2 separate regions of the Homo sapiens genome follow, and region 1 is linked to region 2. The links are chromatin loops, found by intact Hi-C in ENCODE. Cell type or tissue: heart right ventricle. All regions are shown on one strand. Links, peaks and the distances in the headings refer to the core of each region. The heading gives the core; the rest is flanking DNA.

Region 1 (15,690 bases), core at 3,782-11,781, 1.2 Mb before region 2:
AATACATGTGAATCTACAATGATCTCAAAATAAAAATTTTAATTAAAAAATGATGTATTTTGACAGCTCCCTGCCAGTCTGAGTCAAGTAACACTGAACTAGGAGGTATGATTAATTATGTTATTTAATTCTCATAACAATATGTAGGTAATTAGTATTTTTCCCTTTCATGATGACTACACTGGTGCCCTGAAAAATTGGATAATTTTTCTAAGGTCACATTTTTATTTTAAGGAATATTTTTTAAAACCTAAGGTAAGTAGGTAAAAGTCATTGCCAATATTAAATCAGAATCTTCTGATGTCAGATGCAATGCTTCCTCTCCTTACACACATTCCTTTCTCATATTCTATTATTTATTATTTGAAGTGGTTAGTAGAGAGCAAATCTTTTATTCTATTAATATTCATATAGCATCTTATACATTTTAAACCTCTGAGTTAAGAACAGTAGGTATTATAATCCCAATTTGAAAGCTGAAAGGACTGATGAGTAATTCTAGCTAGCTTCTGGCATCCTGAGTTCTAGCACTATACTCTTCCATTGTAACATCAGCAGGTGACATGATTTGGCTGTGTCCTCACACAAATCTCACCTTGAATTGTAATAATCTCCACGTGTCAAGGGCGGGGCCAGGTGGATATAATTGAGTCATGGGGGCAGTTTCACCCATATTGTTCTCATGGTAGTGAATAAGTCTCACAAGATCTGATGGTTTTATAAATGAGAGTTCCCGTGCACAAGCTCTCCTACCTGCTGCCATGTAAGATGTGACTTTGCTCCTCATTCACCTTCTGCCATGATTGTGAGGCCTCCCTGGCCATATGAAACTGTGAGTCAATTAAACCTCTTTCCTTTATAAATTACCCAGTCTCTGGCATGTCTTCATTAGTAGTGTGAGAACAGACTAATACAGCAGGGAAGGCAGAACACGTCCAATCACTCCCAGGGTACAGTAGTGAACATTTTTACTAACATAATTCTTGTGTTTGGTCTTAATTTTTTTCTTCTTTTGTGTATTTTAAATAGTAAATTCTTCAAGTTCTAATAGACTGAGCCAATGTTACTATGTGTCCCTGGTCTGCAGTGTGGAACAAAGCCATCTTGCCTACTCTGCTGAGAAAGTATATCCTGAATCTATGCAGCTTGCTCTTTCTCTCAGCTAGACCTTAGGTAAAGTCACCATTTTCTATTTCCTTTAATCCTACAACAAACTCCTAGTTGGTTTTCCCACATCTGGTTTTGTGTTCTTTATTTTCTTCTTCATCCTCAGATTGCTAATCTTTTAAAAAGACAAGCTGAATCTTCTCATTCTTTTGCTCTGTGGTATATCTTAACATTGTTCAAAATATTTTCTGTCTTTCTCTACTAGATATGGAGTAGAGACCCAATGGTGCCATAATAGACATTTAATATGAGCAAAAAAAAAAGATGTTTGTTTTTTAAAAACCAAAAAACATTGTTTTTACAACCACTTTGGGATTCATTTCTTATTACAGCAGACACTTGCTTGTGCTTTCTGATCTGACTGACATATGTGCCACATTCTCTGACAACTTTTTTTGTATCTGCGATTGAGTCCAAAATACCTAGCCTTCCAAACACTACATAAACTAGCCTCTGCAAACTCCACCAATCTTACTTCTCATCACATTTCTTACCCTAAATATTCTCAAAATGCATGGAACAGATGTTTACACTGTTTTCTCCTTCATACACTCGCCATTATGCTGCATTGTGTCTACAATATTCCTTACCTCACTATGAGTCAAAATTATTCCTATTAATTCTTTAGGGGTTGGCTTAAATATCTTTTTCTCAGAAAAGTGTTTCATGACTACCTGCAATCTAGCATAAGCCTTTCTTTTACACAATCACAATTCCCTGTTGTTGAGAGTTGTCTTCAAATCATATTTATTCTACAAAATTTCTCCTACAAAATAAGTGTAATCAGAAAATTGTGAGGCAGTCATGTTGCTATTGTTGTTATTCTAAAGAGAAATGAGGCAACAGATTGTGATGAGAACATGATTAAGATTCCATCTCATATTTATTTGATTGTATTTCTGAGAAAATATGGCTTTTGGGTTAAGAGATTATATATTGTGTATTTGGAACCCAATGAATAAATATTAAATACAATATACTGAAGCACTAATAATTCATTAAGTTTTGAAAATTGAACATTGGATTTCTATAAATAATAACATTTGATCTTAGTGCAGTAACAATGTGATGAGATCCGTAATCCAGAACCTATACTTCAATAAGAAAGAGGTGGGATCAAGGTTAATCAAGTCATGGAATTTTGGACCTCAGAATATGTAGATTCTAGTAAGGGAAGAGCCAAAGAAACACTCAATTTATAGTTATTAAATTTATGTTTGTTTAATTACCATAATCTGTCTTCCCCACTGGACTCAAACTCCATAAAGACTAGAGCTATGGTTGTATTATAACATTCACTGTGCCAAGGACTGTACCTGACATACAGCAGAAGTTTAACAGTATGACAGTAAATACTTCTTTTTGCAGAAATATACTGTCCATCTGAATTATCAATTGCAATTGAATAGTGGTAACTTATTTCTACAAAATGTGAATACGTAATAACAATTTATCCTATGGCTACCCAAAATAACAGGGTGCTTGATATTTGTTTAGGTAGGTACATTCTCCAGATATGTTTACAAGGGTTATTCTCTATGTTGAAATCTGGTTTGGGCCAACAATAGCTACTACTTATTGCTTACTTATGATGTGTTAGACACTATTCAAAAGCAATACCTTCTTTATATTATTTAATCTGTATAATGATCCTGTGACATATATATTTTTTGACAGACAAAAAAGAATCTGATATTCAGATAAACTAAGTGATTTGCCCAAAGTCACATAGGTAGAAAGTAGCTCAGATTGAATTGAAACTCAGCCCTAAAAAACCCAGGTTCCTAAGACCTATGATTCTGCTTCCTCATAGTTCCATGACCAACCTCTTTGAATCTGATATAGATGACCAACTCTGCTCATTTTGGAAGGTTACAGGTTGCTTATAGTTACTTTCCTCCTTCAATACTAAATTCAAAGACAAGATTATATCTGCTTTTTATTTTAATTTAACTACACAATGATAAAAACAGAAACTTAATGATCTTGAAAATGCTAATATTTCACGATAAGGAGTCTGTATGGACACTTTAGTTGATACCTTAATTGATGGTTTTATCTAGTGTGAATATGAAACAGCAGATTTCATTATGTAAACTGCCCTCTTCTGTAAAACTTGGCAGGGTCAATAATCTCTGGGATTCTAGGTTTCAAAGAGAACTAAACAATGGGAATTTGATAAGTGAATTGCACCATTATCGCTGAGAAGCTCACATTTTATTAGGTCTTTTTGCATGTTAAAAATTCCACATGGGACATTTTTAAAAGGGTAACACAATGTGCCTTAGGATCACTCAATAAATGAAAAACAGACTAAATAGAGTGAATAGAAACCCCAAGTCACAATGGTACTCTCTACTCCCTTCTCCTGGGAATCCTATCTAATTTTAGAGAAAGTCTCAAGTACTATGTCAGTAATGCCAGCTTTGATCTGAGGTTTATTTTAAAGCATCACTTCCCAAAATATTATTCAGAAAACCAATGCCCTAGTTCTATTGTCTGTCCAAGGACAAACAAGACCCTTCCAGAAGTGCTACTCTACAAATAAGCAATCTACAGAATGGTATGTCATTGATGCTAGTATTAACAGGAGTGGGCAAAAGGTGGAAATATTTAATGATGCCACCCCTCTTGTTCCTGGAAATCAGGGGAATAATATTTAAGGACACTTTCAAAAGCCATTTAATTAAGTAATTATATCATCTAATCCCAACTGCTTTTATTGAAAATATATCACCTTCATAATAACTATCATTTATAAACTATATACTGTGTGTCAGACATTGTATTTTGCACTTCAATTTTGATTTCATTTCATCTTCACAGTAACCATATAAGGTAGGTATAATTAAGTTCATTTTACAGTTGAGGAAACTGATGGTTTTAAAGATATTAAGTTACTTGTCTAACGTCACCCTCTTGGCAAATAATACACCCAGAAGTTGAAATAAGAATTTTCTATTTTGAACTCTAAATTGCTTTCTACCTAGTACTTATGATGTGCAAAAGCTTACCGGACACACAAATGACTGCTCCCGAATTGAAAGGTAACCAAAACTCCTGCAGTGCTAGTTGAGCATGCTGATTCCTAGGGTACATCCTGAGAGTTTCTCATACAGTAGGTCTGAGTGGGGCCTTGAAACAAGTATTTTTAGAATGCATCCCAGGGGTTTCTGATCAGCCAATTGGAGTAATTTCCAGGGTGCAAAGGGAAATATAATTAGATTCTACCATGTAGGTGATTTGATTGTAGAAAAGAATATTAACTACTGTTGATAGAAACATATATTTTGAACATATTTTGCCTCTATAATTATACTAATCAGTACTGGACACTTAGTAGACTTTCTTAAATGATCAGGAGAACAAATGCATTTTTTCCCTTGACAGTTATTCTTTGTGTTTTTCAAGACAAAACAGATGTAAAGTTGTTCCAAATTAGCATTTGAATACTCTTCGTACACATTTAAAACACCAAAATATTCACATTCTCTGTGTAAATCTTAAGCTATTGGCCATGTGTTGAACAGCCATATCTAATGCCACCATTCCCGTGATATAATTGTAATAGTAAATGCTCTCATAGGGTCAAATGGAAATGATTTTATGATTTTCTTTCATGTATTTATTTATTCATTTACCTTTGTTTACTCCATGTCTGTCTATTATCTGCAATGAATACCCTAAAGCAATTTGTTATTCCCATGTTTTTTATGAAAGTAGTATCTAATACTTATTTAAAGTTCTTGTAGGTCAGTCACCGGTTATAAGCACTTTAAATATATTAAACACATTTTATACTCAAAACATTTCTCTGCAGTAGCTCCTGTTATGATTCCATAATAATATTTTATAAGTGGGGAAAATGAGTCACAGAGCCACTAAGTGATATCTTGCTGCAGTAAAAAAAAATTACAGTATCTACATATGCAAGATAAACAATGAAGCATCTTATTGTCAACCTGGGAATATTAATTTTCTAGTTTCTCCAGCACTGGATTTCAGCCAAACAAATTACTTGCTTTTCAAGCTGCAATACAACTCTGTGGATCTTAGCTCCAATAAAGCAGTGGTTCAATTTTCTACAGTATTTACTTATTGAAATGGACATTGTGTAAGGTTTTGTTTTTGAAGGGAAGTAGGCAACACTTAGTATCTACGGTGAATCAAGCCAAATTGGTAACAGTCATAGAATCCAAATATTCTCAGTGAAATTGACTTCTCTTCAAGGTATTTACATTATATTATTCATATTGTTTTCCTTGTGGAATTGTATGCACAATAGGTATGCATGTAGACGGGGTGTATGAATGACAATTTTTGTTTTATGGCTAACATTTGTAGAGTAGTTACTATATGGTAGACATTGGGCAAAATGTTTACCCTGGATTATCCCAATTAATCTTTGCAACTGTTTTGATAAGTAATTTCTTCACTTATTTCAATTTCAAAGGTTATAAGAAAGGTTTTAGAGGTGTATGTATGCCTTAGGTCTAGTAAAACATATAATTGGTATTTGAATATATACTTCTGGCTTCAGAGACTGCCTTCATAACCGTAACACTCAAACTGAAACCCATATAAATTCAAATATTGACTATTGGTAGTTGTTGGGTGACTACCTCACCCAGCTAAAAATCAACTACAGCAACTATAGGATAGGGAGATCTGCGTTTATACTAGTTTAGGTGAAAACATAATAGGTGAAAATTTTAGCTGACCACAAGGAAGAAGTCCCAGTTCTAGGAAACAGAGTCTCATTAGCTTGGTTGTAGTAGAGGAAATCTAGAATTTTTTTGGAGTAAAGAAATCCTTTGAGCTGGGTAGACAAAATTTTACCAGATTGAATGGTAAATATATGGAGGGGAAACCAGCTGTGGTATAACTGGGGATGGTTCATAGGTGGGCAAGCAGCCTGGGAAGGGAGATTGGCTCCTGCACATTAGGAAGGGCCCAGAGAGACTTGCCAAAGAGTTTGGATTTTATTCTGTAGATGGTGAAATTTATTTCAAGGAAGGAGTTATCACTGTCAGGTATACACATTAGACGTGATTGGGGCAGTAGTGATAGAGCCAGAAGGGAATCATCGTGGAGCTGAGGTGACAGACCTGCTAAGACAGAGACCTGCAATTGAAAATGGAGACAATGATGAGAACCAAGGAAAGGTCCTTTTGATAGGCTAGGAATTGAGCAAATTGTGGAGTCTTCATACAAGGCATTGAACACAGAATGAGGAGGAACGGGTTTTGGGGAAATTATTTTGATTTTCTATTAGATAATTTGAGGTGCTTGGAGGACTTTGGTAAGAAATGTCAGTTGGCAGTACAGAGTGCAAGGGATTAGCAGGAGTGAACAGATTTGGACAGTGGAGGAAAGCTCCTGAGACGTGGGTATGAGTGTTTCAAGCCCAGATGTCTGAGAAGCAGCATCCAAACTCTGCTTTGCCCTGTCTAGATTAAAGTTGGATTAAATATTCAGTTCCATTTGTCACCTTTTAGAAGAGACGTTAGAAAATCTTCTGATAAGGAACCTGGATTCTACCTTACCTGACATACCCTTGGTTTGAAAAAAAAGAATGCAAAGAGGAAATGATAAATATCTTCAAGTTTTGGCACGGCTTCAGAAAACAGAAATCAAGGAAGAAAACATTCAGTTCAAAGTCAGTGGTTTCCCATTCACTAGAGGTCTGTACAGGGAGCTGTGGCCTGAGAAACTAAATGAAATAGCCACACTGGCTTTGTGCTGTGGAACAGAAGTGAAAAGAAAAAAACAAAATAAACCCAATAAACATTTGGGTGTGAGGAATACAGCTACCACCAGAGGGCAGCCACTCCTTGAGAGGTTCAGCCGGCCAAACAAAGCAGTTATATTTGAGGGTTTTATAACAGAGTTCATGGTTATCAGGGAAATGCACACTGTGGTCACCAATCACCAGCACATGTGGACATAGCCAGGCAAGTCAGAATTCCAAAGGTAATGTTACTAGTCAGACCTGCAGCTTTCTAAGCAGGCAGGTGATTTGTTCTGTTTACCTGGCCATTCAGAATTAACCAGGTCACAATTTTTCTACATAGAAAATTGGCTTTTTTTCTTTCCTTTCTCTAATAAGGGAATCCTTCCACTCTTTCCAGAACAGCATGTACTTTGATGGGCCAGATTTTGGTAGCAGCATCCTTTGTATCTGAAGAGGCTGTTGTGATCTTAGTCACAGACAATCTATGCAGTTATGAAAATATTAAACAGTAAAGGTGGAGTCTAAAAGTATAATGCAGACTCTAACAATACAGAGATGTCTGTGGATTTTAGTAACAGCTCATCTTTTTAGAATGTAAAAGATGATAATGAGGGTTTTCTTTTTCAATCACCCTATAACAATGCTGCAAGCTACGCCATATTACTTTCTTTAACAAATGATTAATCCAAACCTCTGTGAATATCTATTATATCCAAGTTATAACAACCAGAAAATAGCAGGACTGCGATTGACCCAAATATGTTTTGTTCGAAAGTCTCTGTTTTTTTTTTTTTTTTTTTTTTTGTCTCCCAAACCAAAACCTCTCTCCTACACTGAAAACTCCTTTCAAGAACCTCAGGGGGAAGCATGATAAAGGTACAAAAAGGTATCCAAGAGGCCGGGCGCGGTGGCTCACGCTGTAATCCCAGCACTTTGGAAGGCCGAGGCATGCGGATCAGCAGGTCAGGAGATCGAGACCATCCTGGCTAATATGGTGAAACCCCGTCTCTACTAAAAATACAAAAAAATTAGCTGGGCATGGTGGCGGGCGCCTGTAGTCCCAGCTACTAGGGAGGCTGAGGCAGGAGAATGGCATGAACCCGGGAGGCGGAGCTTGCACTGAGCCGAGGTCGCGCCACTGCACTCCAGCCTGGGCGACAGAGTGAGACTCCGTCTCAAAAATAAATAAATAAAGTATCCAAGAAAGCATTTGTGGTGTCTGCATGTTCTCCAGCGTCAGCGCCAGAGCAATGAAAATCCCTCTCTGCAGGGGGACAGCAGCAAGTCTCTAACCTTTTAGTGGAAGGAACGTGTCCTGGGACAGATGTTTGGGTGCTGCCCTTGCTTCACTTTAATCTGTTTGGAAATCAAACCACATGTTTTCCCAGCTATTTTGCATATGATTTTTGGTAAATCTCATTATCTTCAGCGAGCAAAAGGAGTTATCTGGAAGTTAGTACTAAAGAGCATCAAATGAAGGAGAAAATAGATTAAGTGCTCCTCATATTGTTAGAGGAGAGAAGAGTGAGTAGAAGCTATCCTCTGACCTAAACTGACTTGGAAACCTGCTCCCTGCCTTACCATTCCAGAAAATTCAAGCGGGAAATAGAGACAGTATGCATCCTCTTCGACATTTTGAGAGGGGAAATTGCACTGGAGTCAGGAGATGAGCGAGAGTTCCTTATTCTTCAATTTTGGAAACTAATCTTTAGTAATAATAATAATGATCCCCGAAATTGTAGGCACCATCTCATAGTTAAACACAAAGATCATATGCTTTCTCCAATATTGAACTAATGCTAAAGACATGATACTCTCGATTGAACAGCAGCAACAACAGGAAAATAGCCGTGTTTTGAGATTCTCCCTTTCCCACTCTTTTGGGTGCCCCTGCTTGGTGCTGTTTCGGTACATCAAGCACAACAGCATATGCAGCACTTTGCTTGGTATAAATGTTTCGGAAGCTGGTGTTGCTAAGCTGTGGCTAATTTCAAATGCAAAAAGAAAAAAAATACTTCTCTTGGAAAATATGCTTGCTACAACCTTCATTCCTCCTTCAACTATTTGTGTAGTTCCTAAGTGGAATAAGTTCGGTTTATGCAAAGCTGAAGGGAAAGGGAAAGGAAACAAATATTTAAGAGCATATTGCTATTTATTCTCTCTGTATCTTCAAACAGTCAAATATTTACTCATAAAAGATGCTGAAAAAGGTCATCCAATCAAGGTCATGAGATTTTTTGAGTTAATAATTTCGATCATATCTTTTTTCAGAGTCTGCATTTCTGAAAAGTAAAGGTACTTATTCTTAATCTCTATATGTATGGCTATTTTGTGTTTCTTTTATATCTTCCATAATATTATAAACTAGTTTACACATAACAGTCACAGACTGTGTGTCTTTTCTGTTAGGCACAATCGTGGCTGTCAGGTTCCAATTGATCAAGTTTTCACTTAGAATCCCAAACCCAAACAGAATTGCAGTTTTTGTTCACGATTAGAAGTTTATGGTATTTTTGACCCTTTAATTTGATTCATAATATTTGTATTCTATCACTGCTATAACAAATTTCAACAAATATAGTGACTTAAAACAATACAAATTTGTTGTCTTACACTGCCTGCAGATCAGAAGTCCTAAAATCAAGGTGTTAGCAGGATTGTGTTTCCTTCTGTAGGCTCTGGGACTGTAGGAGAGAATCTTATTCCCTGTCTTTTCCAGCTTCTAGAAGCTGCCTGCATTCCTTGGCTTACAGGCCCTTCCTCCATCTCCAAAGCCAATAGGACAGCACCTTCCAATCTCTTTTCCTCTCTCTCTCCCTGTCTTCTCTCCTATTCTTCTCTACTTTCCTCATTACATCTCCTTGGACTCTGACTCTCCTGCCTTCCTCTCATAAGGAAGGGACCCTTGTGATTACACTGGGCTTTCCCAGACAATTCAAGATAATAATCACATCTGTGAAGTCTCTTTTGCCATGTAAACATACACAAATATTAGGGCGTAGGTCTTGGGCTTCTTCATGGAACCATTACTCTGCATACCACACTCAGGCACTTGAACTTATCTCCTAGTTAGAATTTCTTTGTTTTATGCATTCCTAAAGCGTTTTGAAAAAAAAAAGCCAAAAATATTTTTAAAGTATGTAAAAAAAATGACATGAAAATGTTCAGGCTTTTGAGTCTTGTATTAGTCTGTTTTCACGCTGCTGATAAAGACATACCAAAGACTGGGCAATTTACAAAAGAAAGAGGTTTAATGGACTTAAGGTTCTACATGGCTGTCGAGGCCTCACAATCATGGTGGAAGGTGAAAGTGACGTCTCACATGGCAGCAGACAAGAGAAGAGAGCTTGTGTAGGGAAACTCCCCCTTATAAAACCATGAGATTGGCCAGGCACAGTGGCTCACGCCTGTAATCCTAACACTTTGGGAGGCAGAGGCGGGTGGATCACTTGAGGTCAGGAGTTCAAGACCAGCCTGGCCAACATGGTGAAAACATCTCTACTAAAAATACAAAAATTAGCTGGGTGTGGTGACATACACTTGTAATCCCAGCTACTTGGGAGGCTGAGGTATGAGAATCCCATGAACCTGGGAGGTGGAGGTTGCAGTGATCCGAGATTGCGAAACTGCACTCCAGTCTGGGCAATAGGATGAGACTCTGTCTCAAAGAACAAAAAACAAAAAACAACATCAGATCTTGTGAGATTTATTCACTATCACGAGAACAGCAAGGGAAAGACCTGCCCCCATGATTCAATTACTTCCCACTGGGTCCCTCCCACAACATGTGGGAATTCAATATGATATTTGGGTGGGAACACAACCAGACCATATCAGTTCTATATATAGCATTCAGTACTAGTCCTCTGGGTGCCAGGGCAAGTCTAGGAAGTACATTTATTTCTGGCTGTTACAGAAGGAAACTGTTCACTGAGTTTAAATACTCAGTGCAGCACCTGAAGAGTTCAGTTTCTCCAGCTAAAGGTAGTGGCTCCCTGAATTCTACTGGATAGGACTCTGGAGGATATGTTTGTTTTTGTTGTTGAAAACAGTTAAAATTGAAATTCTGTTAGAGTACATATTCTTATTAAAATAGAAAATAAACTTAATATTTTGGATCTTAATGTTTTTCCCAAGGGGAAATCATTACACACAGCTCACACAGCATGAGAGCCATGAGTGTGCCTTGGGCAGACTAAGACTCACTGTGGATCTATTTCCATATTGAATACAAGTTCATTTAAAATGTGTTTATTTGCCTATTTTCCTATCACTGAGTTTTATGGATAAGTAAACTAGGGCTTACCAATGCTAAGGGTATCGAGACATGCTACATGGACTTGGCTTGCAGAAAGATCCAGTGGGGCAAAAGAGCTCCTTTTCATGTTTCTTAAGTTGAGGGAGAGGGTAATGGATCATATTCTGAGCTTAGAGGTTTTGAAACGTTGTATTTCTCAGGCTCACGAAACATGCTTTCTGACATTACTCTCTCCGGCCACCCTTTGTGGAGGAAGAACAAAGTGGTAACCCATTTTGTGTTAAAAGGAAGAGTGAATGCAAAGGCATGGATGAGGGATTCAGATATATTCCTACTAGACCCGTACAACTGCACCCCAATTTCCTCTGCAGATGAAATTGTAGAATAGAAATTATAGCACTGTAGCATAGAGAGCTGAAGTGGGTACATGTTCTCCATCGAAAGGCTGAAAGTATTTTCTGCAAAGTTTTGGATGGTTTATGGAATAGTGGGAATAAGCCACATACATATGCTTTGATATATACACACATATATACTGAAGGTTAGATACATTTCAAAGGATACAATATCTTATCATGAATAAAGTTTTCATGAAGATAGAGGAATAGTGTGAGGAAGGGGTTCTCCTGGGCCCTCTTGTCCCTGATAGAGGCTCATACCTGTGGATAATGCAGTCTTTGAAAGAAAGCATGTCTTGTGATCAAGAAAACTCGATTCTTGCCATGTCATAGTCTTTAAACAATCAGTTTTATAATACCATTCATGATGAATATGCGTTTTATTTGACAGAAGGTTTTAAAAACCTCAAGACTCCCATGTTTGATCCAAATTCAGTGTCAGCTAAAATTAAACAGTTATTCAGGAAGAAAAAAAAATACCCAGTTTTCTCTGGATAATAACTCAGCTTTTTCTCTGACATCTCTTTGCAGTCCACATTTCCACTCTGATTTCAGACCCATTTATCTGGGTGGATTTGACTCTCAGTTTGATCCAAACACTGCTGCCTCAAATCCATTTATCTTCAGCTCACAAAGGATTATGTTTTCTGTGTTTAGCCAACACCACAACGACTCTGTTGGTAGTTGTGGCTTTGCTTTGTAACATCTTTTTGTATTAGTTAACTCTGTGAGCAACATCGTGGAATTAAGATCTTTCAGTGCTTCTAATTGGCAGCAAACCTTTGTTTTTAATTTTATGCTCTAATCATCATAGTTTGACCAGTAGAAGCACTTTCAACCTAGTTCTTGTAGCCATTTTCACACATCTTTAAACATTATCCTTGCTTTCCAATAACAGCAAGCTATTCCAGAACAATCTTGAGTTCTGTTACACTCAGTGCGAACTCAATGACTCCACAAGAATCAGAGCCCTGATTCTCATTAGTGGAGGCTAATTTTGTGTGTAGTAGTCTTGCACATTACAGTGTTTCATGGAAAAGTTGGGAATAGAAGAGAAATGACAACAGAAGAAGAGCAACCTAGAGCACTGAAGTAGTAACAAGAGTCCCCTCTTCCACAAAAAGTTCATTATTTCAATTTTCTTCTTTACTAAGTTTATTTTTACCTCTCTCTAGTAAGAGAGCTTCTTAATCTAAAATTTTCCCTTTCTTTATACACCAGTTTTGATATAACTGTTATATATTATCATACCAAGCCATGTGTGCCTAAAGTGGTCTACTTGAGGTCCATTAATTCCCTTAACCCTGAGTACTTCCCCTACGGTGTAACGCGGGTTGGTAGGTTGTACCAAAATATAAATAGGCCAACCAGGCTTTCAGTTTCCTCCTTGGATCTGTGTAGTGGCCATGATGAGAATTCATTTTTTAAAGCATATTTTATTAAAACACTCCAGGAATACAGAAGTATGTAAGATAATATACAAGTTATCAAAATGCTAAACAGCTCTATAGCCACTCTCGTGTCTAAAAATCGTTACCAAGGACATTGACTCTCCCTTGAGCTATCCCAAGTCGCAATTCCCTACTTCCACCATAGCACTGTTCTGGCCCACCTGTTACCTTGCCTTTATTTTATAATAATTTTTAAAAATGTGCTTTTCCTATAACCATAGTGTTTAATTTTGTCTATTTTAAGATTTTGATGACTGGGGTATATTGAACTCAATCTTCCATGACTTGCTTTTTAAAATTATGATAATTATGATTATATTGATGCCTGTGCTTTATATCATTTTACTGTTGCATGTTATTCTGTAACAATCATGAATTGCTCAACAATGGAAATACACTCTGAGAAATGCACTGTTAGGTGATTTCATCTTTCTAGAGCATACTTACACACACCTAGATGGTGTAGCCTCCTACACCCCTAGCCTATGTGGTATAACATATTGTTCCTAGGCTACAAACCTGTATAGCATGTTACTGTACTGAATACTGTGGGGAATTGTAACACAGTGGTAAGTAGTTGTGTATTTAAATATAGAAAAGGTACAGTAAAAATATGGTATAATGTGTGGGACCACTGTCATACATGCTGTTTTTGACCTAAAAGTCGTTATGGGTCAGATGACTATACTTGAACATGTTGCAATTTATATGCTCTACTAATGAACACTTAGGCAATTTCCTGTTTTGAGATTATAGACACTGCTATGACAAATGTTCTAATATTTGACTCATGATGCAAGAGATGTAAAAGTTTCCACAGGTTATATTCTTGAGTCTTATATATTTACTTCCAAATTTACTGGAAAATCTCAAATTGCTTTCTAAAGTGGTTTTACCAGTTTGTATGTCTATTGGAAATGTGGAAGACTACACATTGGGATATTAGGCACCCTCAGACTTTAATTTTTGCCAATTTTGTGGAGGTTAAACACTATTATATTGTATTTCTAACTTTAATTTCTCTGATACCCAGTGAACTTGAGTAGCTTTTCAAATAAATTTTTGGCCATTCACGTTTCCTACTTTGTGAAATGCTGTTAGCATCTTTTGCCATTTTTTTCCTAATGGGTTGTCTTTTTCTTATTGACAATAATTCATTTTTAACTGCCTGTGGGATGTCTCCAGCAAAGACTGCCGATACTATCTGAATGATCTAAACTCTTTTAAAGACACTGGAATGCAATGCAACCCTACCACTAGGCCCTGCTACTGTCTTTTCTCAGAAGGCCTCCTGTCTCTGTAGTCGAGAAGTCCAGGAAACCCAGGCCCTTCCTCCCATCAGCCTGGGAGGAACTCTTCAGATGTCCTTTATCAGGGATTCAACACTCTCAAAGATCCCAAATTTAAGCCTAAAATCTCTCCTTCCTGACTATCTAGACTTTCTTTTATTTACAATAAAGTGGGGAAACCCTTCTTGTTGGTAGGACCTTGTTTGATTCTCATCCACCCATCTCTCTTGTTGCTTCTTTCACATTAGGAAGGTTTGTTTGGGGTACTGTGACTTCTTCCAGATCAGGATGTGGGGACATGCCTCTAGTTGTGGCCACTTGTGAATCCAGATCTGAGTACAAAGCTGTTCTCACACTCCTCTCCTCTCCTGTTTACCTAGTCCTATGTATTTCCTATGAAGTTCTTCGCGAGCACTCAGGATCGAGCCCTTCATTTTCTCCACCTCAATTCTTTTGTTTCCCCACTAATGTCAGCACTCTGCTAAATTTTCTGATTTCACTAATTAACCTAATAGTTTTACTCCTCCAATACAATAAATATTTACTATGCAAAACTCTAAAATGAACCAAAGGAGAAAGAGAAAAGGACTTCTTAGAGAAATCTGACACATCCCTAGCCATCCATCCCCTTTGTCTCATGTAACTTCAGCTCAGGAATTGTTTTTTTCTTCTCTAAATAAAATGCAGTTCAAAACATAGTAGTTATTCCTTCTTAGTTTTTTTGATTTGGTGAGTTTTTTTTGTTTTAAATTTTTTCTTTGTTTTTGTTTTCTTTTTTTTTTTTCCCCTCACATTTCATGGATCACTCCTGAAACAAAAAGGCTTGTAGTTCTGAATAGTTATACCCTCAGCCAAATACTCTTGGCCAAATACCTATTCACTCATTGAAAAAAATTTGTATTTACAAATGTGTGAATAGAAATTCAGGATTTAAAAAAAGGTGTGTATATACTTATATCAATGAAAATATTTAAGGAAACCCTGAAATAACTGAACATTAATTTTGGTTATCAATATGTTTGTACAAATCAAAAAATACTAAGGCCAGAATTTTCTTCCATTGGAAAGCATGGGTCCACATTTATTGGTAGAATGTAACTTATAGTTAAAAATTTTATATTGGAAAGTCTCCTCCTGGGCCACTCATTAAACAAAGATAAATGGAAACAGATTTGTCCTTAAATTATAACCACCCATGTGACATAAAACCTTGTCATATAGTTAACTTTCTTTGTTTTGTAGTCCCCTGTCCCCACTCTTCTCTTTAACTTAGCCTCTTTCTCCGCAACCTGTCGGTACTCTGCCCCCACATTGCTACATCCATCCAATTTTTTTGTCTGAAAAGTTACCTCCTAACAGTCTAAAGGGGCCTTGAGGGGGTTTTCAGTGCTTC
Region 2 (15,690 bases), core at 2,762-10,761:
CTTCTGAACCATTAGTGACGCTTTGGGATACACCTTTACCACAGGTGCTGTTAAAATAGCAAAAAAGGGTACCCAGGCCATCAAACACATATTTAGAAGCTTCTATAAGTGGGAAATATTGAGGAAGAGAATAAAAAGAGGCAATGAAAGCTATACCCATGAGATCCTGCCAGTGTGCTAAAGTTCCTGATGTCATTTTCACATAGAGGAAAGGAAAATTGCTGCCTGTAGATTCCACATTTTTAAAACTGACTTCTTTTTTCATTTTCAGGGCTGCCTGCCTCCTTTCTCTTTATCGCATATGTAAGAAAGATGTCAACACTTACAGACTTAATTAGAAAGTCGTAGAAAAACCTGTCAGCTAGATTTGCAGAATCCTGACACAGAAGTCCTCAGGCACGCAGCACCTGGGCAGTGATACTGGTGGCTCTGCAACTCACCTTCTCACCTGGCCTTTGCCTGAAGCCAGAAGCTGTTATGATAGGGGAGGGAGGGAGATTCCTCCAGGCACTTCCTTTTCAGTCTATCCTCTAAGGGGTTTCCTGACACTAGATAATGATGCTAACACTCAAGAGAAGAAGTCACTAAACAGATACCACCTTCTTAATTTGCAGAGAAATGATCTGGAATGATAGTGAGTGGCAGAAACTCACACTCCTAGACAGAGGGGCCATTTCTTTTTGTAGGAGCCAAGCACTTGCCACGCACACCCCACACCTATTCTCAGCTCTCTGAGGGCCCTGGTGGTGAACTCCAGTGGCATCCTTTCACAAAGAGATCAACCTTCTTTCCACTAGCCATGCGGAAGCTGATTTGCTACATCACAACAGTGTAAAGCTATCAGCATATTATTAATCAATTATATTTATGCCATAGGCAAAATCTGCCCATTTGTGAAGAAGTCAACTCACCATGGAAGATCATGGCTTAGTCAATGGAAACCTTGATTTAAGTCCCACTACAAAAAAGAATAAAAACCCTGCTATAAAATTCAAAAACATTGATCTTAAAAACTGTGAGCAAAAAGTAAATACTTGAAGGTCCAATAAATACACTGGTTGAATTGACCTCTTTCTTTGAAGCTCTGAGACAAGATTTATTGGGAAGTGGGGATGGGGCATTTAGGGAGGTGTCTGATTCATTAAAATTAAAAAAAAATCCAAAACAACTGGTCCATTCAGTGAAAATCTAAGCACAGAAATACATAGCAACTAAAATCTGACAAACTTCTTCAGCAATCTGGATGCCATAAACACAATGTTTTGATTCTTATACCAGATAATGCAGACAATTCAATGACTTTAGTTCATGCTATCATGTATTTAGTCCTCAGAATTGCCAAAATCACTGTCATAATTATTACTACTTACTAATACCACCAACCCATCCTGGGTATTTCAGGGAGCTAGCTATTAGAGGTACCGGCCTTAGTAGTTACCATGTACTACTTTGCACCCAAAGCCCTCTTCAAAGCACCAAGACTTATAGTGACTTAAGAGTTTTAAATGTGATATTTTCTGGCAGTTCTCCTCTGCAATCCAGCAACCCAGAAACATTATCACTTTTTCATACATAAATCTCTAAGTTCTGATGCTGTTTAGGCAAAGTGTTTTATCTGTCATTGTCAGTCAGTCCCTACATAATCATAGAGGAAATGACTGATAAAAGATGTGAATCAAATTGTCAACTCTGAATAGAGTTATACGCTTGAGATGGACAAGGAAATAAACTAATTCCAAGAAGCCATTCCTAGATCAAGGTCAGTGAGTGCATAACACTGGCCTTAACCATTCCTACAGAATGAATAAAAATGCCATGACTTGGAAATCTGATTTTTTAAAAATTTTATTTAAGTTATGGTATACATGTGCAGGACGCGCAGGTTTGTTACATAGGTAAATGTGTGCCATGGTGGTTTGCCACATCTATCAACCCACCACCTAGGTATTAAGCCCAGCGTGTAATAGCTACTTATCTTGATGCTCTCCTTCCCCTGCCACCCCCCAAAAGGCCCCAGTGTGTATTGTTCTCCTCCTTGTGTCCATGTGTTCTCATTGTTCAGCTCCCACTTATAAGTGAGAACATTCGGTGTTTGATTTTCTGTTCCTGCGTTACTTTGCTGAGGATAATGGCTTCCAGGTCCATCCATGTCCCTGCAATGGACATGATCTCATTCCATTTTATGGTTGCACAATATTCCATTTTCTTTACCCACTCTATCATTGATGGGCATTTGGGTTGATTCCATGTCTTTGCTATTGTAAATAGTGCTGCAATAAACATAAGTGTATATGTATCTTTATAGCAGAATGATTTATATTCCTTTGGGTGTATACCCAGTAATGGGATTGCTGGGTCAAATGGTATTTCTGGTTCCAAATCTTTGAGGAATTGCCACACTCTCTTCCACAATGGTTGAACTAATTTACATTCCCACCAACAGTATAAAAGCATTCCTATTTCTCCACAGCCTCACCAGCATCTGTTGTTTTTTGACTTTTTAATAATTGCCATTCCAACTGGTGTGAGATGGTATCTCATTGTGGTTTTGATTTGAATTTCTCTAATGATCAGTGATGTTGAGCTTTTTTTCATGTGTTTGTTGGTTGCATATATGTCTTCTTTTGAGAAGTGTCTGTTCATGTCCTGTGCCCACTTTTTGATGGAGTTGTTTTTTTCTTGTAAATTTAAGTTCCTTGTAGATCTGAATATTAGACCTTTGTCAGACGTTTTCTCCCATTCTGTAGGTTGCCTGTTCACTCTGATGATAGTTTCTTTCGCTGTGCAGAAGCTCTTTAGTTTAATTAGATCCCATTTGTCAATTTTTGCTTTTGTTACAATTGCTTTTGATGTTTTTGCTATGAAATCTTTGCCTCTGCCTATGTCCTGAATGGTACTGCCTAGATTTTCCTCTAGGGTTTTTATAGTTTCGGACTTTACATTTAAGTCTTTAATCCATCTTGAGTTAATTTTTGTATATGGTGTAAGGAAGGCGTCCAGTTTCAATTTTCTGCATATGGCTAGCCAGTGGAAAACTGATTTTACAGGCCTATCTCTGGTATAACTTTGGCTTTTCTCCACATGGAATCCTCCAGCCTAGAATGTTGTAACAAGTACATCTGGTAGACAGCTAACGGGACCTAATACATGCCACAGATGTTAACTCCCCTTCTATCAAAGCTGCCAGCCAGTACCCAGGGGGCATGAGCTCTGACTCTGGTCTTCTCCAGCTGGGGGTAGCCTGGTCCACTCATTGCCCTGCACTGTAAACCTGCTCTCATTTCTATGTGTGCCATGACATGGAAAAGCTGGAATGGTGCTCTAAACCCCCTTGATTTCTGCCAACTTGACTATCAATTGGGTTTAGAAGATTATCTGCTCTATTTTAAAATCTAAGGAAAGTGATGCCAATATAGGTTTGCACACTATCTCATGTTCAGCTTCTTTTTATAAGCAATATCATAAATGTCAATGATGGGCCATAATGGAATAGAATGATACTCAGCCAGAAACAAAAATCCTTCCCTATGACAGCCACAGTGTCTTCATGGCCTCTGAGAAGAAGTATGTACAAATGATATATCCAGGGGTCTCATGTCCCAGTGTAAGCCAGAATGAATCATATAGAGTTATTTATTTCCTTATGTATTTATTTATTGCCTAGGTGAGAGGCAGGTACGAGAGGCCTACAACACTAAAAGCAGGCAAAACTAATTTATTTTCCCCATCCTACTTAAATCTAACTAAATAATCACATCATTCTCCTCTTTTCAGGAGACTGAGAGAGGGTTGTGGAAGGCAGAGGGGTCTATAGGTCCCTGTGAAGACCAAAACTAAAAGGTCTGGACCAAAAGGAAATAGGAGAAAATGTGTATCCTTTATCAAGTTGAAAATTATACTGCAACTCAGGCCGGATGTGGTGGCTCACTCCTGTAATAGCAGCACTTTGGGAGGCCGAGGCGGGTGGATCACGAGGTCAGGAGATTGAGACCATCCTGGCTAACACGGTGAAACCCCGTCTCTACTAAAAATACAAAAAAATTAGCCAGGTGTGGTAGTGGTTGCCTGTAGTCCCAGCTACTCGGGAGGCTGAGGCTGGAGAATGGCATGAACCCAGGAGGTGGAGCTTACAGTGAGCTGAGATGGCGCCACTGCACTCCAGCCTGGGCGACAGAGCAAGACTCCGTCTCAAAAAGAAAAAACGAAAAGAAAATTATACTGCATCTCAGAATGTGCCTGTGATGCAATAATAAATGTTTTTAACTCAGGCATTTGTTTTACTGAGACACATGTCTCAAATATGCCTAATCCCCTCCATCTGTCTCTTTAAATACCACTGTAGTGCAAGCTAGCCTTTGCCATCTCTCACCTGGGCCTGCACCAGCCTCCCACTGGGCTCTCTACTTCCACTCATCCTGGCTACAATTCTCCCTTCAGGAGTCAGCGTGAACGTTCTCACAGGTAAATCAGGTTACATCCTCCCTCTCCCTAAAAGTCTAAAAAAAAAAAAAAAAAAAGCCTTCCCATTTTTCTTTGAGTAAAAACCAAACATGTAATTCAGCCTACAGGGCCTTACGTGTTCTATCTACATTTCCAACCTTTCATGCTATGTGTCCCTTTGTCTACAAAGTTCCCAACACATCAGGCTCTGATAGCCCACCAAACATTCTTTCCCACTTTAGGGTCTTTGTACTTACTGATCTCTCTGATCTTCTCCCAAATTTTCAAGGGAACAGTATCTTTCTACCCTTTAAATCTACAGCTTAAATATCATCTACTCAGGGAGGCCTTTTCCAATCGCCTTAGCCATAGTAGCCCCCACACTGCTATTTTCTCTGCAGCCACTGTCACTTACTTTACAGCACTTACCACCAGCTCTTTTCACTAACTAATGATATGTTCAGTCCATTATGCCTTTATCTCACTCTCTAATGCTGTCTTGTTCACCCCAGTGCCCAGCACAGTGCCTGTCTCCTAATGGAGGTCTCCATCAGTACTTGCTGATTGACTAATAGATGAATAAATGAGAACCCACAATATGGTTAGATCCATCTATGCATCTTTTTGTCACTGAGCCTCTACTCAAAGATTAAGACATCAAGTTTTTCTTAGTTCTCTCATTATTCTACGTGTACTCCTCAAAATTTGCCTCTATATGAGAAAGGAATACATTTACATTTTACAAAAACCGAAGTTTCACAATTCATCATCAGTTGTGCCAATAGCAACTGCCATATAACCCGCAACATAAGTTCTTCAAATAATCCCCCAAAAGAGTTACATGGTCAAATGAATCTGCAAAACACTACACATTTTTTTTCTTTTTCTGGTTTTGGCTTGGAAACCCACAGTGTGTTTTAGCATATTAAAGACACCAAAAGAATTACAGTAAGGAAACCTGACTTTGTTTTAACCCAAGATTTTCCAAGCTCGTGGCAAAAGAGCCAATTTTTCTACTAATGCCAATTAACATCCCTACAAACTAGTATACCTCAAAATAGAATTTGGAAACAATTTTCTAGATAACTGTATAGAGGAAAGTGCCAAATGTAGTTTTCTTGAGAGATGTCCTTTTGGTTCACAGTAAAGAAGCTGGTGATAAAATTTGAAACATTAACAATGATAATTAAAAATCAATTATCTATAGACCAGGGGTTTTGATTACATAATTTCAGAATTATCTACACTATTTGCTTCTTCTGCCTGTCTTCTAGATAGTTAAATGATCACCACTAGTGATGTTATTAACTATGGATTCAACAAACAGCTAAGTTTGAAACAGTGAAACAGCAAAATTTCACCATGGACACAAATATAATTCATTTGCCATAGTAGAGGGGCACAGAATCAGGCATATTTGATCACCTGTAAACACAGGAAATGGCAAAAAAAGCCTGTTCTCTTTCCCACCCCCACAGCTATAAATGACAGATATTCATAGGGCCCCTCCAACCAAAACCAGAAAAAAAAAGCAGACTGAAAAAAATAGAGATTCCATGTTAGTATTAGCAAAAATGTTACACCTCTATCATTTACATGGATTATATAGTTAATAATTAACTAGCTAGGATGACAGAAAGATAATGGCTTAAATCTAAGACTGATCTTTGAGTGATTACAGACATAGAGCTTGAGGACTCACTACAATTGAAATGTCAGCACTGATGCAAGAATAAAAGAAGAGAATTATAGAAGGATGTGGCCAGAATAGGGCAGAGCAGAGCAGCAGACTGTAGAATAACTCAGAACCAGACAATAGCAGGAAATGAGGGTCTGGCTTGAACCAGGACAATCACCACCTCGACCCCTCTGGGATAAGGTTTGACCCATAGCCTAGTACCAGAGACAAGTTCTTCAGTTTGATCTGCAGTTGAAATATAAAATATTAAGTATTAAAATAGAAACCATCTGACAAAGATATCATACTTTACTGCCAGCGTGTTCTTATAAGACCAGAATGTCCTGGTGGACTTTAACTATACCCCCTCCAAAAATAATAAAACCATTAAATTAAGCTTCATTAATTGAAAACTCATGACAATTCGGACAACAGAGATGAGGTTTACATACTCTGTAAAAAGTAGATGGAAAGCAGATGAATAGTGGAAAGAAGATGGTAGGGATGACCACTGAGATCTTTTCAAGATCTGGTCCATGCCTACATCTCCGCCTCACCTCTCACAATCTCCCATGCCACCTCTACCACTGTTGTACCCTGTGCTCCAAGCATACTAAACTACATAGACTCCCAAGTGTGCCACCCTCTCTCATGCTGCTCCCTCTGGTTATAATGTCCTTCTACCACCCATATCACCCCCTTTGCCCAATGAAATCCTACTCAACTTTCAAGACTTGGCTCAGATGCCTTTCATGAGCTCCTCTTCAACCCAACCTGGGGTAACTGCATCCCCTAGTGTTCATACAGTCCTATCAGAATACTTACACTATGTTGGATGATCTATTTTCTTGACAACTTATTTGCCAGGCCTATATCCCCATGTCTGTCATACTGAATAGTAAACAATAACCAATAAGCATAGGTAGAATAAATAAATACATTAAAAAAATCCATATGCAAAGAACAGAGAGAAAAAAAGAGTGGTAATCTGAATCTGAAGTCAGCTGATAATAAGAAATCATGGGTCCTGTGTTGCCTACTGACTTATGAACCTGAATACTTTCATTTGGCATGCTAACTACAGCTTGGGCAGTTCTGCCTGTACCCTGGAACCCGGGTCAGCACTCCAGGTCCTTATCTCATTCTAGTGCTACTTAGGCCACCTCTGCTTACATTATTGAAACTCTTACTGCCATGTTAGTGAAACTATCAGCAACTAAAGGGTCATAAGGCTCTCTGTACACAGACCTTTAGAAATAATTATCACTTCACTGCAGAGAGCAGATGTGATTTCTCCCCGCAACACAAGTCATGTGAACCATTAATGTAGACACCAAATTACACATTTTCAAGGTTCACTGACTAGGAAAATGGTGTTAATTTTGGTGCTCTGGTCTTAGGATGTATAATTTAGGCACAAACAGATTTGTTTTTTAAAAAATATTGATTTAACTTTAATGATGATTTTTGGGGTGGGGGGGGCATGGTGGGAAGAAGCAACAGGGCCCCAGGAGATGAAATGCATTTCTCTATCGGTGTGTTGGAAAATACACCACTAAACTCGGTTCTGGAAATGTCATTTTCATGCCAAATTAAAGGTAAACATAATTATGTCTCACACATCAAAAGTACCTAATTAGACACACTCTTTGAGGCTAAAATATGCATGCAGACATAACTAATTTTAACTTACTTCATAATAACTTCATTATTTATGAAGTATCAATCAAAAACATTAAACTAGTTTGTATTTATAAGAAGATCTTAAAAACTGACAGTGATTTCCATTGTAATTCATTCCCGGTTTTCTGCTTTGGGAAATACACAAGTGTCTGTTCCTTTTTATCTTGATGCTAAAAGGAAAAAAAAAAAAAGAACCAAAGGAAATTTTAAGTAAGGAGTGGTGGGAAGTGAAGATAAAGCTTTGTGAGTCATGATGAATTTGCCACAAATAAAAATGCTGGGACTGTGACCAGGTAGAAAACTATTCATCACACAAATCTGAAGACCTCTGTCTACTCCATCCCTCTGTAATGAATAATTACCATGGCATTAGTGCTCCTACTCAGCTGTGGGGAGTAAACTGTCAATCATCCCAAGATATGGGTTCAGGGGTGAAGCTGACGCCAGGCTCTGTAAAGGAGCCTCTGAGAAGGACTGGATGGAAAGAGACCCCAAAGCTTCCCCAGAGGGCCTCTGCTATGATTTAAAACACCCTATGGCAGCTCTCTGTGGAAGACGAAAAACTCAAAGACAACAGGAAAGAAACTTAAAAGGCCTACAGTCCTGCTCTAAATAGGAGAAAAATTTCACACTCCCAAAAGTAGTCCACATTTATATGCACAGAATGTTGTATGCTGGGTGCTACAATGTCCCATTTCTTAAAATCAGGCAAACTGTGAAAAGAGGAAGAATTTGAAAATGGTAAAGTGAGAAAATAAAGGAGAAAGAATTGGCTTAGAGCCAAGAAAGAAGAGGCCTGTAAACACTGTCTCTGAAAGGGTGAGTTTGGTGTAGATCTGACAGAAAAAGAATGTGAAATGACACAGAATCAACCATACAACTCTAATATGCATTCCACAAAGAATGTGACTTCAACTTCAGATCATGACAGAGTTATTGGAACTGGGTCTGTCTGTCCTCCTGCCATAAACAACTAGAAAGTTGGTGGAATACTGGCCTGTTTTCAGACATTGGACAATAGGCAATGGAAGATAGTAATTGTTGAGAGAAGAGAAACTGTCAAGATGAAATCATGTTTGCCCTGGTTTTCTGCCTGAGGACACTTTCCAGACTGTGGCAAAGGAAAGTGAAGCCCAAGTAGAGAACTATGTCCCTGAACTGAGGAGATGCAAATTGAAGCTCGCAGCCACTGAAGCAACCAGAATGTGTAGGGCAGAGTACTGGAAATAAGACAATTCCACAGGAGGAAACAGGGCACTTAGAAGTTAGCTTGAAGGTCTCCCATGAGTCCTTGACAAAAGTCTGGGTTACAAAAGTGAAGAGTGAAACTCTGTCAGCCCTAGCAGAAAGTAACTACTGCAAGCCTGGGAGATGAACAAAAACACCAGATGTCATAACTATGCTGAGAGACATTGGAGCCCTGGTTCAGTCAGAGTGGAAAGATGTCAAACACCTCAGCATTCAGTTAAAACCACAGAAAGGGCACCCCTTGGAGAAAACACCACTCCCTAAAGTAAAGGTCGTGTCTGTAGGTATAAGGATAAAACCTAAAATAGAGCCAACCTAAAGGGGAATAAAACCAAGTCCAACAGGATCAAGAAAACCCACCAGTAATTTAACTGCTTTCCAGAAGAAAATTCAATTTCCTTTCAAAGAACACAACATACCCCAGATTCCCTACCAGGAATTATCCTTGATGTCCAATTTACAATAAAAAATGAACAAGTCATACAAAAGTAGAAATACATGACTCATAATAAAGAAAAATAAGCAGCCAATACAGAGACCAAGAGATGACCCAGATGTAAAAATGAGTAGATGGGATTTTAACATAGTTATTATAAATATGTTCAAGGGCTTAAAGGAAAATATGGACATATAAATGAACATATGGAGAAATCTTAGCAGAGATATGAAATATATAAAAGAAAGCCAATTCTAGTAGTAAAAAGTAATATGAAAAATTTAGCAAGTAGTCTTAGTAGCAGATTGAAGACTACAGCATAGAGGATCAATGAGTTGGAAGACAAATCAATAGAAATTATCCAATTTGAAGAACATAGATGAAAGCATTTTAAAAAAATTTTTTAAAAACAGCCTCAGTGAAGACAGCTTCAATAATACTAAGTGGTCTAACGTGCAATTGTTAGCTGACAGAAAAAGAAAAGAGACAATGGAACAGAAAAATATTTGAAGAAATACTAGCTGAATATTTTCCAATATGATGAAAAACATCTACCTATAGATCCAAAAAAGCTCAGTGAACCATAAATACAGAAATACAAAACAAATTACAACTAGGCACATAATGTCAAACTGCTAAAAATCAAAGATACAGAAAAAAATCATACAAGCAGCCTGAGAAAGATGCGTACATTAATGACAGAGAAATAATTATTCAAATTACAACTGGCTTCTCATCAGAAATAATGGACCCAAACAACAATAAAACATCTTTATATTGTTGGGGGTCGGGGTGGGGGGGACTGTCAACCCAAAATTCTATACCCAATAAATATATCCTTCAAATCTGAGGTTGAAAAAAACCATTTGCAGAGATAACACAGCCTAAGAAGATTTATATCCAACAGACCTGTACTACAAAAAGAAATTTCTTCAGGCTAAAGGCAAATGATACCAGCCGAACACACATAGGAAGCAAAGAACAACACTGGAAATAGTGCATATGTGGGCAAATATAAAAAGCAACCCTTTTTCTCTTAACTTCATTAAAAGAAAACTATTTAAAGGCATATAGTATAGGGTTCATAATGCATATAGTATAGGGTTTATAATGCATATAGAAGTAAAATATATGACATAACACAAAAGCCAGGGGAGTAAAATGTAATTATATAATAAAAAATTCTTAAACATGAAGTGTAGATAAGAATATTATTAATTATATTATTAATTATATTATATTATATATTATGTTATATTATATATAAATAATATAATTACATTATTAATATAATATACTATAATAATATTATTAATGTAATATTAATATAATATAATTAATAATATAATTAATTATATTATTAATATAATTAATCGATAAGAACATTAAATAAAATGTACTCGGCCAGGTGTGTTGGCTCACGCCTATAATCCCAGCACTCTGGGAGGCCAAGGTAGGTGGATCACTTAACGTCAGGAGTTCAAGATCAGTCTGGCCAACATGGTGAAACCCCATCTCTATGAAAAACACAAAAAAATTAGCTGGGCATGGTGGCATGCGCCTGTAATCCCAGCTACTTGGGAGGCCGAGGCAGGTGAATTGCTTGAACCTGGGACGTGGAGACTGCAGTGAGCTGAGATTGTGCCACTGCACTCCAGCCTGGGCGACAGAGTGAGACTCCATGTAAAAGAGAAAAAAAAAAAAGAAAGAAAAGAAAGGTAAGTCAAAACTCTATTCAAAAAGCAGACACTGCCAGACTGGATGAAAACACAAAATCCAACATTTTGCTGTCTTAAAGAGACTAATATAAAATGTAAAGCCATATATATGGGGTCAAAGTAAAAGGATGAAGAATATATACCATGCAAATAATCTGCATAAGAAAGCTGGTGTGGTTATGTTAATAACAAAAAATAGTCTTTAAGACAAGGATTATTATTGTAGATAATGAAAGACAATTCATAATGATTAAAAGGTCAACTTTTTTGGAAGATAAGTTGTAAATACTTATCAGTTATAAATACTTATGTGCATAAGAAAAGAACTTCAAAATAAAAGAAGCTGATAGAACTAAAGGCAGAGAGACAAACACACAAGAGCAAACCAAACATTAGTAAGGATTTAGAAGATTTGGGCTGGGCATGGTGGCTCACGCCTGTAATCCTGGCAGTTTGGGAGGCCAAGGCAGGTGGATCACTTAAGGTCAGGAGTTCAAGACCAGCCTGGCCAACATGGTGAAACTCCATCTCTACTAAAAATAGAAAAATTAGCTGGGCCTGGTGGTGCACACCTGTAATCCCAGCTACTCAGGAGGCTGAGGCAGGAAAATCACTTGAATCTGGAAGGCTGAGGTTGCAGTGAGCCTAGATCACGCCACTGCACTCCAACCTGGGCAACAAGAGTGAAACTCCGTCTCAAAAAAAATAAGAAGATTTGAACGTTATCAATCAATATGACTTGAAGAACATTTAGAAATCACTATATTCAGAAATGTAGAATTCAGATTCTGTCAAGTGCAAACAGAATATCAATCAAGAAAGAGCAATAAAAGACATAATAAATTTCAAAAATGTTGAAATATTATAGATCATAATATGGGAAAACAATAGAAATAAACTAGAAATCAATAAGGATATCTAGCAATGCCCAAGTATTTAAAAATTAAACAACACATTTGTAAATAACCTATTTATCAAAGAAAAAAATCACAGGGAAATAGAAAGTAATGAATGACAAAAATACAGTATATCAAAATTTATGAGATGTAAATAAAGCAATGCTTAGAGGGAAATGTAGAGTTTTAAATACTTAGAAAAGATAAAAGGTTTAAAATCAGTGATTTAAGTTTCCTTTTTAAGAAGCTATGGAAAAAGACAAGAAAATTAGACCCAGAGTAAATAGAAGAAAATGATATAGGTAATACAAATTAACTTAAGTAGAAAACGCACAAACAATAGACAAAACTAACAAAGCTAAAGTTTGTTCATTGGAAAGATCAGTGAAATTGACAAACTACTATCAATACAGATCAAAATAAGAAAATAATACAAATTGGAAATGTCAGAAAGATATGTCATTACAGATCCTACAGATATCACAACTCATACCAGTAATTTTACTAATGTAAATGAAATAGATTTCCTTGAAAAATACAAGTTACCAACATTGATTCAAGAAGAATCAGCATAACTCTAATGCCAAAAACCAACCAAAGAACCATTTTATGTTTAAAAGTTACATATCAGAATTCATCATAAAAATAGACCAAAAGAATCAAAAAGCAAATCTGGTGAAAGTAATAGTAAATCCAAAACCAGCAAATGTTAGAAAAGAAACTTTCATAACCAAGTGGAATTTATTCAAAAAATAAGTTTGAACAGTCAAAGTGAATCAGTGTAACACATTTTAGTGTAATAAAGAAGAAAAGCCATATTGTCACCACAGTCACCAAAAAATTTGACAAAATTAACACCTATTCATGATTTTAAGAAAAACTCCCAAGAGACTGGAATAGAAGGAAGAACATTATGAAGAATATCTACAAAAAGTGACAAGTAACACTGTGAAATACTGAATGCTTTTCCTCTAAGATCAGTAGATGAGTAGAGTACTTCTACCGAGTATAGCATTTGAGTTCTGAGTATGTACATCAACACAATAAAAATAAATAAACTACACATATTGGAAAGTAAGAAGTAAAACTGTCTTTATTTGCAGATACATGATTGTTTACATAAAAATCCTAAATATTTTACTAAATATCTACTAGAATAAAAGAATTTAATATTGTCGTAGGATACAAGGTCAATATATAAAAATCAACTGTGTATTTCTATATACTAGAAGAAAAAAAGAAAACATTTTAGTACCATTAACAATACTATAAAAATTAAGTCATTAGGAATGAATTTAACAAAAGATGTGCAGTGCTACTATTCTATAAAGTACAAAACACTGCTAAGAGAAATTAAAGCAGTCCAAATAAATGAAAAGTATGGCCGGGAATGGTGGCTCACGCCTGTAATCCCAGCACTCTGGGAGGCCGAGGCGAGAGGATCACATGAGGTCAGGAGTTCGAGACCAGCCTGGCCAACATGGTGAAACCCCGTCTCTACTAAAAATACAAAAATTAGCTAAGCATGGTGCCGCATGCCTGTAATCCCAGCTACCTGGGAGGCTGAGGCAGGAGAATAGCTTGAGCCTGGGAGGCGGAGGTTGCGGTGAGCCGAGATCGCGCCATTGCACTCCAACCTCGGCAACAACAGCTAGACTCCATCTCAAAATAAATAAATAAATAAATGAAAAGTCAATGAGAAGATTTCATATTATTAAAATATATAGACACAACACAATCCAAATCAAAACATCAGTCTTTCTTTGTAGAAATTGATACAATTACTTTAATATATACTTGACCTCAAATTGTTGAAATAATCTTAATCAACAACAACAAAAATGTAGAGGACTCACACTATTTGATTTCAGGACTTACTACAAAGCTACAGTTATCAAGACAGTGTTGTATTAATGTAAGGACAGACAAACATAACAACAGAATCTAAAAAAAGATCCACACATATATGGCCAATTGATCTTTGACAAGGGTGCCAAGGTAATTCAATGGAGGAAAGAACAGTCTTTTCAACAAATTGTACCTCGATATCCATAAAAAAAAAACTCTCAAAATTTTCCTCACATGTTAGGAACTAATAATAATAACAAAATGGATCACAGACCTAAAGATGAAATCTAAAATAATTAAAGTTGTAGTTAAAAACATAGGGAATAACATTTGCAATCTTAGAGTATGCAAAGATTTCTTAGGATACAAGTACAGACCACAAAATTTTTAAATGGATATACTGAACTTCATCAAAATTAAGGATTCTTCTTCATCTAAACACCACTAAGAAAATGACAGGTCAAGCTACAGATTGAGAGAAAACATTCTTATTCACTATTATTTACATATATCTGACAAATATGTATATAGCTTTGAAAAAATACTTGATTACAGAATATATAAAGAACTCTAAAAATTCATGAAAAAGATAAACAGCTAATCAAAAAAGGCAAAATCCATGAACAGACACTTCACTAAAAAAGACCACAAATGGCTGATATGCAACTTCATTATTCATCAGAGAAATGCAAACAAAATCTTTAGGACACTGTTATATACCCACTAGAATGGCTAAAATAAAAAAGCCTTACCATACCAAATGTGTATGAGGGATGTGGAACAACTGGAATTTTCAAACACTTATGATGGGAGTGTAAGATGATATAACCACTTTCAGAAGCTATTTGGCAGTTTTTTATAAAGTTCAATACACACCTACCCTATGACTTGCAATTCTATTCCTAGGTACTCATCCAGAAGAAATGAAAATACAATATCCACAAAAAGACTTGTATGTCCATGACTTTATTCAGAACAGCCAAAAACTAGAAAGAACCCAAGTCCCATCAACAAAACCGTATATAAACAAATTGGTACACATTTGAATAGAAAAAATATTTTTTAAAAAATGAACAGATAATACATGCAACAACATGGCTTAATCTCAAAACCATTATGTTCAGTGAAAGAATCCAGATACACAAGTAAATACTGTATGGTTCTGTTTACTTTAAGCTCAAGAACAGGTAAAACTAATGTATGTGATATAAATAAGAATAGTGGCCACCTAAATGGTTTAGAGATTCACTGTAAGAGGGTAAAAGGTAACTTTTGGGGGTGATGGAAATGTTCTAAATCTTTATTTAAGTATTGGTTACGTGGACATACTCTTGGCCAAAACTCATCAAATTATATACTCACAATATATGTATTTCACTTTGTTTAAAATTTCACCTAAAAAAAGTAAGAATCTAGGATTTCTGGTGGCTCCAACATCCTATAAATATTAATTTCTAATGTCAAAGGATAATCTGAAGTTTACTTTATGAGTGAAACTAGTCAATAATATAACTTTATTAACATGTAGTACTACTTCCTCACCAAAAGTTTGTGAGGGAGAGAGAGAGAATGGGCCAGAAATAACTTTTCTGTTAGATGTATGTGCTAACATCATTGCCTCCCACCTCCACCTCATTGTTTTTTAACACTCTCTCTAACACTAAATAACAAGTGATTCTCTCAGTAGCTGGATCCTAACTCTTAAGGATTTGTCGTATTAGTTGGTATGCTTGGGGGAGGGGA

The links. Hi-C counts contacts between places; a loop is a spot of excess contacts. Peaks named below come from ENCODE experiments on the same cell type or tissue, not always from the same donor. Only the 100,000 strongest peaks of a DNase experiment are listed, where the experiment ranks them.
Region 1: a loop joins it to region 2, with 4 times the contacts of the local background. A loop is called at or near these places in 4 of 110 quality-filtered maps.

What each region holds. Positions count from the first base shown.
Region 1 is chr2:57,488,992-57,504,681 of GRCh38, reverse strand. No RefSeq gene overlaps it. Among named protein-coding and RNA genes, the nearest start is that of VRK2, 550 kb to the left of the region's middle. In heart right ventricle, for the core only: a CTCF peak has its summit at 6,980 (motif pointing right); a DNase peak (open chromatin) is centred at 6,981.
Region 2 is chr2:56,280,601-56,296,290 of GRCh38, reverse strand. The region is part of intron 2 of CCDC85A (coiled-coil domain containing 85A); the gene reads right to left. Among named protein-coding and RNA genes, the nearest start is that of CCDC85A, 100 kb to the right of the region's middle. RefSeq lists an enhancer at 7,480-8,679. In heart right ventricle, for the core only: a CTCF peak has its summit at 6,899; no DNase peak of the experiment used is centred there; H3K27ac peaks cover 1,236 bases.